Linked DNA regions of Homo sapiens: region 1 is linked to region 2. A link is a contact called in ENCODE POLR2A ChIA-PET data. All regions are on one chromosome and are shown on one strand. The core of a region is the stretch at or near the end of the contact, and the rest is flanking DNA. Distances in the headings are between cores, read along the strand shown. Region 1 holds the start of DDB2 (damage specific DNA binding protein 2). Region 2 holds the start of USP47 (ubiquitin specific peptidase 47).

Evidence for each region. ChIA-PET counts read pairs that join two places held with the same protein, here RNA polymerase II (POLR2A).
Region 1: POLR2A ChIA-PET joins it to region 2 with 10 read pairs in CD8-positive, alpha-beta memory T cell. The contact joins the promoter of DDB2 here to the promoter of USP47 in region 2. POLR2A ChIA-PET finds 5 or more read pairs at or near these places in 2 of 52 experiments (CD8-positive, alpha-beta memory T cell and HEK293).

Annotation. Positions count from the first base shown.
Region 1 is chr11:47,213,165-47,218,675 of GRCh38, reverse strand. DDB2 (damage specific DNA binding protein 2) reads right to left here and starts at 3,702. Exons shown (of 10, transcript NM_000107.3): 1 at 3,413-3,702; 2 at 2,204-2,340; 3 at 1,627-1,818. The coding sequence starts at 3,539. RefSeq lists enhancers at 3,370-3,649, 2,939-4,138, 3,980-4,219, 3,426-4,261, 4,262-5,098 and a silencer at 3,700-3,909.
Region 2 is chr11:11,839,847-11,845,626 of GRCh38, reverse strand. USP47 (ubiquitin specific peptidase 47) reads right to left here and starts at 3,655. Exons shown (of 28, transcript NM_001282659.2): 1 at 3,403-3,655. The coding sequence starts at 3,441. It overlaps LOC107984311 (a long non-coding RNA gene), which reads left to right and starts at 3,786. Exons shown (of 4, transcript XR_001748134.3): 1 at 3,786-4,452. RefSeq lists enhancers at 3,412-3,551, 2,850-3,713, 3,762-3,931, 3,714-4,579.

The sequences.
Region 1 (5,511 bases), core at 2,453-4,952, about 35 Mb before region 2:
CACAGCCCTCCAATGTCAGCCACCAGCTGGGCTGGCTAAAGGTCCTAGAGGGGACGACACACTCACCCCTCAGCAATGGATGATAAACTCTAGCACAACAAAGACCATTCCCAAGAACTCTGTGCCAAACCTCACCCAGTCACACTATGTCTTTCCTTCTTTTCTCTCCATTTATCTAATACTGCTCCTCCTCGCTCATCCATGGAGTCTTCTTTATTGACTCCAATTCACAAGGGGTTCTTCCTTCTTTCACATTCTGTAGCACTTGGCATCTGTATTGTTAATTACCTCGTATGTATACATCCCATCTGCTCAATTACACTTCAAGCCCCTCACTCATTCAACAAATATAAAGCAGCTACTCTAGGCCAAACTTTGTTCCAGGCACTGGGAATAGGATGGTGAACCAGAAAGGAAAGGTCCCTGCCATCAGTGGGCAAACATACAAATAAGCATCAGATCTCAGACACCCATCAACACTTGGGGGAAACATGAAGCAGGGTAATGATACAGGGAATGACGGTGGAGGAGTGGGATCTACGTTATGAGTAAGGACAACCAGCGAAAGCCTCTTTGAAGAGGTAGAATCAGCAAAGACCTGCAGAGAAGACGCCAGCCATGAGAAGACCATGGGGGAAAAGCACTCCAGTCAAAGGGAACAGCAATTACAGAGACCCGGTTTCAGGAATAGAAACAGCTGGTGTGGCTACAGCATAGAAGTGAGAAAAGACAATGGCGTAAGATGAGGTCAATGTGGTAAGAAGGGGCTTCAATTCTTTTTTTTTGAGATGGAGTCTCGCTCTGTTGCCCAGGCTGGAGTGCAGTGGCGTGATTTCGGCTCACTGCAACCTTCGCCTCCCGGGTTCAAGCGATTCTCCTGCCTCAGTGTCCCAAGTAGCTGGGACTACAGGCGCACACCACCACATCCAGCTAATTTTTTGTATCTTTAGTAGAGACGGGGTTTCACCATGTTGGCCAGGATGGTCTCCATCTCTTGACCTCGTGGTCAGCCCACCTTGGCCTCCCAAAGTGCTAGGATTACAGGCCTGAGCCACTGCGCCCAGCCCAGAAGGGGCTTCAATTCTATGGGTGATCAATAGTCTATATCTTCTAGTATTTTAAGGACAGGCATTAGAAAAATATATATCATCATCATTTACGTATTTGAAAATGCCCACAGTTAATTTTGATCCCAGTCCTCTTCCTGATGATTACTGGATGACATCAATATTCCTTTCATGCCTTCAACAAACACTCCTTATTTTTATTTTCTTTTATTATTATTATTATTATTATTTTGAGATGGAGTTTCACTCTTGTTGCCCAGGCTGGAGTGTAATGGTGCAATCTTGGCTCACTGCAACCTCTGCCTCCCGGGTTCAAGCAATTCTCCTGCCTCAGCCTCCTGAGTAGCTGGGATTATAGGCGCCTGCCACCACACCCAGCTAATTTTTGTATTTTTAGTAGAGACGGGGTTTCACCATGTTGGCCAGGCTGGTCTCAAACTCCATACCTCAGGTGATCCACCCACCTTGGCCTCCCAAAGTGCTGGGATTACAGGTGCGAACCACTGCACCCAGCCAACAAACACTTCTTTAGCACGACCTGGCATGGGGAACTGCTCACCCCTTTGATGAAGGTGGGTTTGTCCTTGATGCCAAAATTCCAGAGCATGATATCTCCCCCTTTGGAACCCACAGCCACGGTGCTGGGGTGAGTTGGGTGCCACGCCAAGGATGTAGCCCTCCTGTCAAAGGGGGCAGCCTTTTGTAATATCCGGTAAGAATCCAGAGTGTGCAAAAAGGACTGCTGGAGCCCCTGCCACAGAGAGAAATGAATTAGGTTGAATTAAAACCCAAGTTCTGGGTAAACTGCCAATCTCTGCCTCCTTCATGGATGAGCCCTAGATCCAAGTCCTCCCACCAAAGGAAAGCTAACTGCCTGCCCTGTGCATGAAAATATTTGCAATGTACACGAACGAATAATCTTGGAAAGCAAAAGGGGCAGAGTGCATTCCAGCTGGGACCTTTACAACATAAGACATTTTTTACCTGGCTGAGTGCCCAGTAGGCCAGTCACCACAGTCTGGGTGATCGGACCACTCTGACAAGCTGGTGAACCAAGCCATCATCTAATTTGGGAGCATGCAATAGTAAAAATGCACGTGTAAACCCTTGAGGACTTGAGGCAAAAAATGCCTTACCTGCTGGACAGATGGCCAGGAAGCTCTGCCCAGCTTATGCTGGTGGAGGGTCCTGACGATGCTGCGGCATGGTGGCAGGATCTGTGGGCCAGCCAGCCCCACCCAGAGGCAGTCTGAGTCACATCTTCTGCTAGGACCTGCCAAGCAGAACAGACATATTTTCCTCTCCAATCTCACGAAAGGTTTTTCTGCTGAATTCCCCGAAAGGAAGCCTTGTTTCATTCGGCACGGTTAATCTCTGTCTCATCACCTCCTGCGGCCTTTCCATGTCTGTGTGGTCTCAACGAGCACCAGAAATAAAAAAATGAGTGAGGATTTGGCCCCTTCCCCAAAACACTCCCACAAACAGTAAGTCTGAAGTGAAAGTAAATACAGTCGTGCAGGGTTCCTGAGACCCCAGCCAAAGAAACACACAAGGATAAAGTACAATGCAGAACTCTTCCCAGTTTGGGCTGCAAAACTCGAGATGGGACTGGGTCACAATTTTATAAATCACATATAATGCACAATAAAAAGATTTTAGGGCAGCATGGCAGAAGTCACCGTTTAGGAAAAGAAGGAATAGGAAGGCCTGGAAATGCTCTTAACTAGGTTACTTCTGGGGAGGTAAGTGAAATTAGAATAGCAATAAAGCAACAACTCCTGATCACCAAACTGTATTTGAGGACCCAATCACTATAGGTCCGACGTCTTGACAACCAATTCTTTCTTCTCATGGACAAAAACCACTTGATTAACAAGCCCCAGCTCGTTTTTGAGTGTCTCGAAACTCCTTATAGCCCCAGGTTCAAGCCCCAGTAAACCTCAGAGAATGAGCTTTCTAAGGAGGAAGGAATTGGGGGCTCTCACAACTGACCACCGAGGACGTGCAGCTAACAAGCGTGACTATGAAATCCAGCACACACAGCGCCAGGAAAGGTAGGATTCTCTGAAGCCGTCCTAACTGTGCAAGAACCCTGATACGAACAAGGAATCTGACAAGTCCGTGTGTCTGTTGTTACGGAGCTCATCTGCTTCCTGTTACCTAGCGGGAGAGGTGTTGAAACCTAAACACTCTGGTGTCAAAGGACCTGCAGGTAGAATGCACAGCCGGAGGCACCCGTGACCTGCGCGGGCCTCGGGAGCCTCGGAGCACCCATCCCCCGCTGCAGCCTCCTGCGCGAGCACCCTAAAAGGCGGAAATATTCAAGCAGCAGGCACAGGCAGTACCGGAGCCCTTCGCACAGAGCTTCTTGGCCTCGGGCTCCAGCTCCAGGGGACTCCTGCTCCTCTTGTTCCTGGGGCGTAATACAATCTCGGAGGTCTTCTGGGTTTCTGGGCGTTTCTTGGGAGCCATCGCGTCCTCCGTGTGAAGGGGTACTGTGCTCTATGCGAAGATCATGGAGGGAGGATTGAGAGGCCTCTGGGGAGAAACAAGGCGGGGACTACAAAACTGCGGGGCCACAGGTAGCCGAGCTAAGCCAACTTCCCGCCAAACATGCCCAGGGCTTGTTCAAACCAGCTTGGAGCTCCGGCCCCACCCGTCTCGGAGACCCCGCCCCTTCCTGGAAGGCGGGGGCGCGGGGAGGGGGTGGTGCCAAGGGGCGGTGCCAGCGCTCCCGGGAGGGGCGGGAACTGCGCCAGGGCCAGTGCCAGCCCGGGTCAGCTGACCTCCCTGGAGCAAAGATGGTCCCCGGCTTTATGGATTTTTTTTTTTTTTTTAGCAACAGGGTCTGGCTCTGTCGCTCACTCTGGAGGGCAGTGGGGCGATCATAGCTCAGTGCAGCCTCCACCTCCTGGGCTCAAGCGATCCTCCCACCTCAGCCTCCTAAGTAGATGGGACTACAAGCGTACGCCACCACGCCCGGCTAATTTCTCTCTCTCTCTCTCTTTTTTTCTTTTTCTGGAGAGACGGGGTCTCGCTTTGTTGTCCGGGCCGGTCTTTAACTCCTGGGCTTAAGCGATCATCCAGCCTTGACTTCCTGACACGAACCCTCCTCAAACGCGGCGCTGCCAGGCCTCTGCGGGTCCGGGGAGGAGGCCCGGTGCCAGCCAAGGCTCTGTCTCCCGCCTTGCAATTGGTGATGACGCCCGCTCGGGCTTTGGGATTGGCTGGTCCCTACAGGGTGTAGTTGGGGAGTGGCGGCTTTGTAGAGAGCTAGTGCCTTTCCTAAGTTAGAAGCTGGGCTCTACCAGCGGTCAGCTTTGCAGTCGGATTCCAGAAACTACAGTCCCATCGAATCCAAGCTGCTTCTCTGTGAAGGGAGAATGATTGGAACTCCTTGCCTTTTTTTTTTTTTTTTTTTTTTTTTCCTAGAGGCAGTGTCTCTCTTCCGTTACCCAGGCTGGAGTGCAGTGATGTAATCACAGCTCACTGCAGCCTTGACCTCAAGTTTCACTGATCCTCCCACCTCAGCCTCCCAAGTAGGCTTGCAGACCTGTATCCCCAAGCCTAATTTTTTTATTTTTATTTTTGTAGAGACAAGGTCTTGCTATGTTTCCCACGTTGGTCTGGACCTCCTGGGCTCAAGTGATCCTCCTGCCTCTGCCTCCCAAAGTGCTGGGATTACAGGCATGAGCCACCGTGTCTGGTTCTCACTGCTCTTTTATTTGTTTGGTCGTTGGCTGTTTTTATTTTTTCTTTCTTTCTTTCTCTCTTTCTTTTTTTTTTTTTTTTTTTTGAGACAGGGCCTCTCTCTGTCACCCAGGCTGGAGTGCAGTGGCAGGATGTGGGCTCAATGCAGGCTGGACTTCCTGGACATCGATCCTCCCACCTCAGCCTCCCGAGTAGCTGGGACTACAGGTGCGCGCCGCAACACTCAGCTAATTTTTGCATTTTTTGTAGAGACAGAGTCTCCCTAAGTTGCCTAGGCTGGTCTAGAACTCCTGGCATCCATCCACCTCGGTCTGCCAAAGTGCTGAGATTACAGGTGTGAGCCACTGTGCCCAGCCTCCTCACTGCTTTTTTTTTTTTTTTTTTTTTGAGACGGAGTCTCACTCTGTTGCCCAGGCCGGAGTGCAGTGGCACAATCTCGGCTCACTGCAATCTCCGCCTCCCGGGTTCAAGCGATTCCCCTGCCTCAGTCTCCGGAGCAGCTGGGACTAGAGGCACACACCACCACGCCTGACTAATTTTTTGTATTTTAGTAGAGACAGGGTTTCACCATGTTGGCCAGGATGGTCTCGATCTTCTGACCTTGTGATCTGCCTGCCTCGGCCTCCCAAAATGCTGGGATTATAGGCGTGAGCCACCATGCCCAGCCTCTTGGCCTCTCACTGCTTTTAACTAAGACTTGCCTAACCTGTTGGGTGTCCACCTAGGAGCAGCC
Region 2 (5,780 bases), core at 2,406-4,905:
TTAAACCTATAGTACAAAACCTACAAAAACAAAAAGCAAAGACAGAGAAACATACCAAGTCTTTGCTGTCAAGGAATTCACAACAAATAATATATAAAATGTAGATTACAGTTTCAGATCATAATAGATGTCGCCAAGCACCATCTAGTAATTGCCAAATGAATTCTATTCCTATATAAAGGTCTTCTAAGAGGGAGAAATCTCTAAGGTTAAAATGGTCAGAAAAGGCTATTTAGCATAAATGAGATATGAGGTACTTATGGAAAAATGTGTATGAAGGTTTTGAACAGGAAGGAGGGGGCAGCACAAACAGAAGTGAAATGCAAGTTAGAGAGAAACCTGTTTGACTACATTAAAAACCTGTTTCATGGGAGAAGAGATAAGCTGGAAGGACAGGTTGTGGCCAGAATCAATGGTACTGGGCCTTGAATACCAAGCTAAGTAATTTCAAATTTATCCTGCATAGAGTCTCTGTAGCAACTACTCATCTCTGCTGTTGTAGCCATACAAAATACTAAATAAATGGCATAGCTGTTTCAAGACTAAAATTTGAATTACACATTATTTTCATGTGTCACAGACTATTATAATTCTTTTGACTTTTTTTCTTCAACAATTCGAAAATGTAAAACTCATTCTTAACTCACAGGCCATACAAAACCAGGCTGTGAACTGATCTGGACCACAGGCCGTGGTTTGCCAATGCCTGTACTACACTAAGCTGTCTTCTTCAAGAGTCCTCTAAAGGTACATTTGTCCTTGAGTTTCAGGGACCAAAATATATTATTCACTGAACAACTATACACTCCAACACACGCACGCACACATGCCCACATCTAACCAAGATCTAAATCTAGCAGGGGTCAGAGGTTCCCTATACAAAGGCCCTCAAAAAAAAAAAATCTTTAGATTATTGATAATAAGCCATTAAAATAAATGCATGAAATTTTTTAATTTGCCATTTATTTTCACATATATATGTACTTAGAGAGTTACAAACTATTCTTACAGAGCCTCTAAATTACATGTAGGGCTCTGTAAAATAGGGTATAATCAAGGGAATAGTAGCAAAGGAAGTGAGTTCTAGCACTAGGTCTGCCATTTACTCATTATTTGACCCTGAACAAGTCACTTTCAATCTTCTGGGCCTAACTCCCTTAACTGTAAAGTGGAGGGGTAACTTAGATGATGATTATGCTTTCTCTTAGCTCTAGCACTGTATGATTCTACTACTGTTTAAAAGGACCTGTCCCGGAGCTTCAAGGATCACACAAAAGTGCCAATTAAGAATACAAAAAAGAAGAGAAAGGCCTTGACTAAATGAGTGGGCAGATAGGACAAACAGGTGGGAAAATGACCAGAAAAGTGGAGTATCACTAAAATCAAGAAATTGTTTTTTTAAAAAAACTATCAGATCCTGCAGAGAATTCGAACAGCAGAAGAGGCAAGAAAAAAAAAGTCAAAGAATTTGGTCATTTAAGAGATAACTGGTGATTTTCAGAAAAAGTTTCCAGTAATCCAGAAGCAAATATGGAACTGGAGGCAATCACTTTAATAAAGAATGAGTGTGGCCATCAAAGAAGAAAAAGCTAGTTGGCTAGCTATAAAAGGTAAGAACCACAGATCATGCTTCCAGGAATCATGAAAGGAACCAGGGAAAAAGAAGACTGAAGATGAGACTAAGGAATAGACAATAAAGGCATATGGTCCATAAAAAGAAGAAAGGGAAAAAACATAAGTTGTGATGAATTTAAAGCCTCAGGGAAGGGAATTAATCTTAAAAGGACAGGCATTTAATCTTTAAACTTCCGTTGCTGTTATCACTTTTTACACAACAGATGTTTCTGCAAAGCTCGGTATCTATTATCATATCATGTTTTCTATAAATCAAGTTATTAGGGAAATAAATCTAATGTTGGGTTTTCTTAAAGCAGAGTTCCACCTATATGATATTTTTCTAATGGTCAAAAAATTAAGAAAGAATTTTGTTTTTTATAAAAATGAAAACCAGCAATATGAAGCTCTAAAATGAAATACACATTTATACCTTTCTTACAGCACCTATCACTTCCTTCCTTGCATAAGAATTACTTACGTGGTAAAGTACCTAGTCCCTAATTGGAGTTCAACAAACACTAGTGTTCCCTTTCTTAGTAGCTCAGAAAGTTCCCAAGGCAAGAATTCTGATTAACTCATCTGTTTATCTGCTTTGCACAGAGTTGGTGACGCTTGATGAACAAATACTGACACATAACTCTCTGCCTTTTACAAAAATCGTCCTTGCAAAACAACTATCACTGCCCTTCTGACAAAGCTGGGAAAATACTTGTATCATACAGGTACATAACTCCAATAATATCACCCTTGCATACTGTCAGAGCTTGCTTAAGTAACAAAGAATTGCTACAAAACAAGTAAAACAGGCACAAAAAAATTTAAGAATCTGTAATGATCACTCATTAATTTCAAGATCGCACACAGTTAATTTCAATCCAACACTTGTCTCTATTTAAGGTATATGAGAAATAAAAATCCAAAGCATTAGCCTGATGATCAGCCAGTTAAAAATACACATTTGAATACGCCGAAGATATTTATAAAGCCAACAGAGATACTATTAATACGTTGAAATTCGCTGGCCAGTGCTGGATTCTACCCTAAATCTTCTACTACTATTCAAGAGAAGCCAAGTAGTCAAGGCTTCTCGTATCACTTGCTTTTAAGAATTTAAGAAGTCACTCAAATTGGCATACACAACCCAACCTCAAAAAAAAAAAAAAAAAAAAAGAGTTCAGCTCTCCATGTGGTAATGTTCTCCTATCTCCTTCCTTTACATTAATGTCCCATGTACTACTTTTCCACGATCTTCGGTAGGCCCCATTTAGGCAGGCCAATAGTACTACCAAGTAACAGGAGTTGAAAAAAGTCGTAACAGTTAAGTCTGCCCTCCCACAGATCTCACTTGGGTGTAGATTTCACAAGCGCTGAAAGCTATACGCTGCCACTGTCAAACCCAGAAGCAGCACCGTCACCCTGCCGTGCCCATAGGCAACTGTTCCAGAATGTTTTCTTTGAAATGATCTCTCCCGGCTCCACACGTTAAACAAGAACTTAAAAGGCCACCTTCTCCCCTAGAGCAGAACCTGATTCTTTCCCGTCCGCTCCTTTATTCGTCCAGCCCCATAAAACCCGAGGCGGGAGGTCCGCTCCCCGGCCCCTAGAGCCAGCGGGTCTCCCAACTGCTCGCCGCACCCACCGTCCACCCCCGACTGCCTCACGCCTCCTCATTCCCCCACAGCCGAGCCTGCACCCCGGCCGGGCCCGCAGCCGAACCCCGGCCCGGGCCTGTGTTGCCTCGAGCGGCCGCAGGCCTAAGGCCTAACCTCCTCTGGGGCCCCTCACCTCTTTCGGGACCAGTTGGTTCTCCTCGCCGGGCACCATCGCTGACTCCGGCCGCTCCTCTCCGCCCTGCCGGGGGAGGGTGGAGGGTGGCGGCGGCTCGCTAGCTCAAGAGAGAATGGCAGCGGCAGTCATCCTCTCCGCCGCCTGCGCTCCAGCAATAGCGGAGGCCTCAGCCTGGGCCTCAGACACCAGCGCGCAGACACCGACCCAGGGCTCCGCCGCCGCCGCCGCCGCTACCACAGCCGCCTTCGTCGTCGGCCCCTCCCCCAGCCCGCTGCAATCAATGGAAAAATGGCGGCGGCCGCTCTCGCGAGAATTCGGCCCGTCGGGCTCCAAGCCCGGCGCCTGGCGTCGGAGGTGGCCGGCACTTGTCGCTAGCTTCTAGTCACCTCGGCTCTTCCTCAGCCCCGGGAGGTACAGAATTGGCGAGACAGCCATGCAAACGCTTTTCGTTAGAGGAGAGCTGGACGTTCCATCTCGGGACTCCCTCTGCCGGCCGGGGAAGGACCAGGCCCACTGTCCTCCCTGCCTTCTCGGGCTCTTCGGACTCTCTGCCCTGCAGGGAAAGACTCGAGCCGAAAGCCCCATCTCTGACCCTAGCAACTCATACCCTTCTGGCTTCCCTTTAGCAAAGCGCCTGGACGTCATCCCCTCTTCAGATACCCCAGGCCTCGTCCTGGTAGAGACACCACCGCGGGCCACCTCCCGGCCCCCGCCCTTAGACACGGCTCTGGCCCTTCCAGTCAGAATGGACAGCGTTTTATTTGCTCCCGTTCACTCTCCTGACGTTCTTTTCCCCTCTCCCCACCCTCCCTCTCAAGGGCCCCCAGCTGGAGGGACCTCAGGGGCCACCCCCTGCTTGGGGAGGCAGCCACCCCTTCCCTTATGAAGCGGTGTCCTCACCGCCCGCCCCCCGCAACTACATTGGAGAGGCGCTCCCCTGCCCTCTTCCAGGGAACTTCCTTCTCCATCAGGGCCAAGTCTGAGACTGAGCTAGCCTTCCAAGAGTAGAGCTGCAGTATGCTTCAACCTGTGATCTCCGTTAACAAGGTTTTTAGAGAATTTTAATCTTCTCTAGTAGTAAGCATGGTGCTTTGTGTTATACTAAACAAAGTTTGCAGAAGTCATTTCTCCAAATCCTGCTTCCATTATGGAGACTCGGCGGGGCTCCTTCATGAAGACTTTTATGGATACAGTGATCTTACAGCATGCTGAGATAATATAATCTTGTCATGTTCCTAACACCCACAGCATTAACTGCCTGCACTTGTGTTCTCCAAACTTTTTTTTATTGTAATCCCGTTACCAAAAAAAAATCCATATACTTATATAAGTTTTATACGTGTCCTGCTGTGTGCAGAATTATAAAACATTTGTAAAATGTAAAAAGGCTAAGACAAAGATGACATAAACATTTAAAATAACTTAGTTATTTTCCATATTAATGGTATAAAAATCTTTGTTATTCTCACTAAAAATATTTAAGGAAATCAATATGATTGACTAGGTTTCGTTAGTTTTAAAAATCTTTAATACTTCGTGAAATAGTTATTAAAATATCTGATTGAACGTCAGGTTATTTTTGTACTTGGTTTTAATGGCTGTCATAAGCTGAAAAAAAGGTAACTCACAAAGATGTAGATCCTAAAGGAGGAAGTACATCTTTGGCCACTCTTCCTAATGCATGTTTAGAACGATTTAAAAAAAAAAACTGATATGAAAAAAGTTTCATTTTTATCCATTCCATCCAACAACCATGCAAAGGTTTTTATTGAAATTCAGCTAGTAGTGTTCCATCTTTCCTGATGTCAACCAGAAGATGTTGCATTTTTATATTTTTACAAATGGGTTCAAAGCTCTTTGGAATAAATTGCTTAGAAGATTTTTAAGAAGTTGAAAATTTCTATCTTCAAGTTTTAAGTATTCATGTATGAGTTTTGGGAGTTATAGATCTTGTCTTTAAGGTTTTGATATTTTGATTATCATGGATTGATTAAGATAAATTTTGACTTTTTAAAATATTGTATTAAGATTAGTTGTCTTGATTATTGAATTTTTGGCACCCCCCCCTTAAATTTTGTGCCCAAGGTGAACGGTTTTCACCTTGAAAACCATTTGCTTCACCATAGTCCCAGACTTGGGTGGCTCACATATATCATTTTTGCATCAAAATCACATGATGGAAATATTTCCAAACTTTTATTTTCAAAATGTCATCCCATGACTTAGTAAGGTGTCTTCTGTAGTGCTGGCCAGTGCTGTAGTGCTCACCCTAGAAGTAAAAATGTCATCTCTGTCATCTTTTTTGCTTATGCTTGCAATATTATTTCAAACTCATGTTGTCTTTCCAGAAATCCTTTTTAGTCACTTTCATTTTA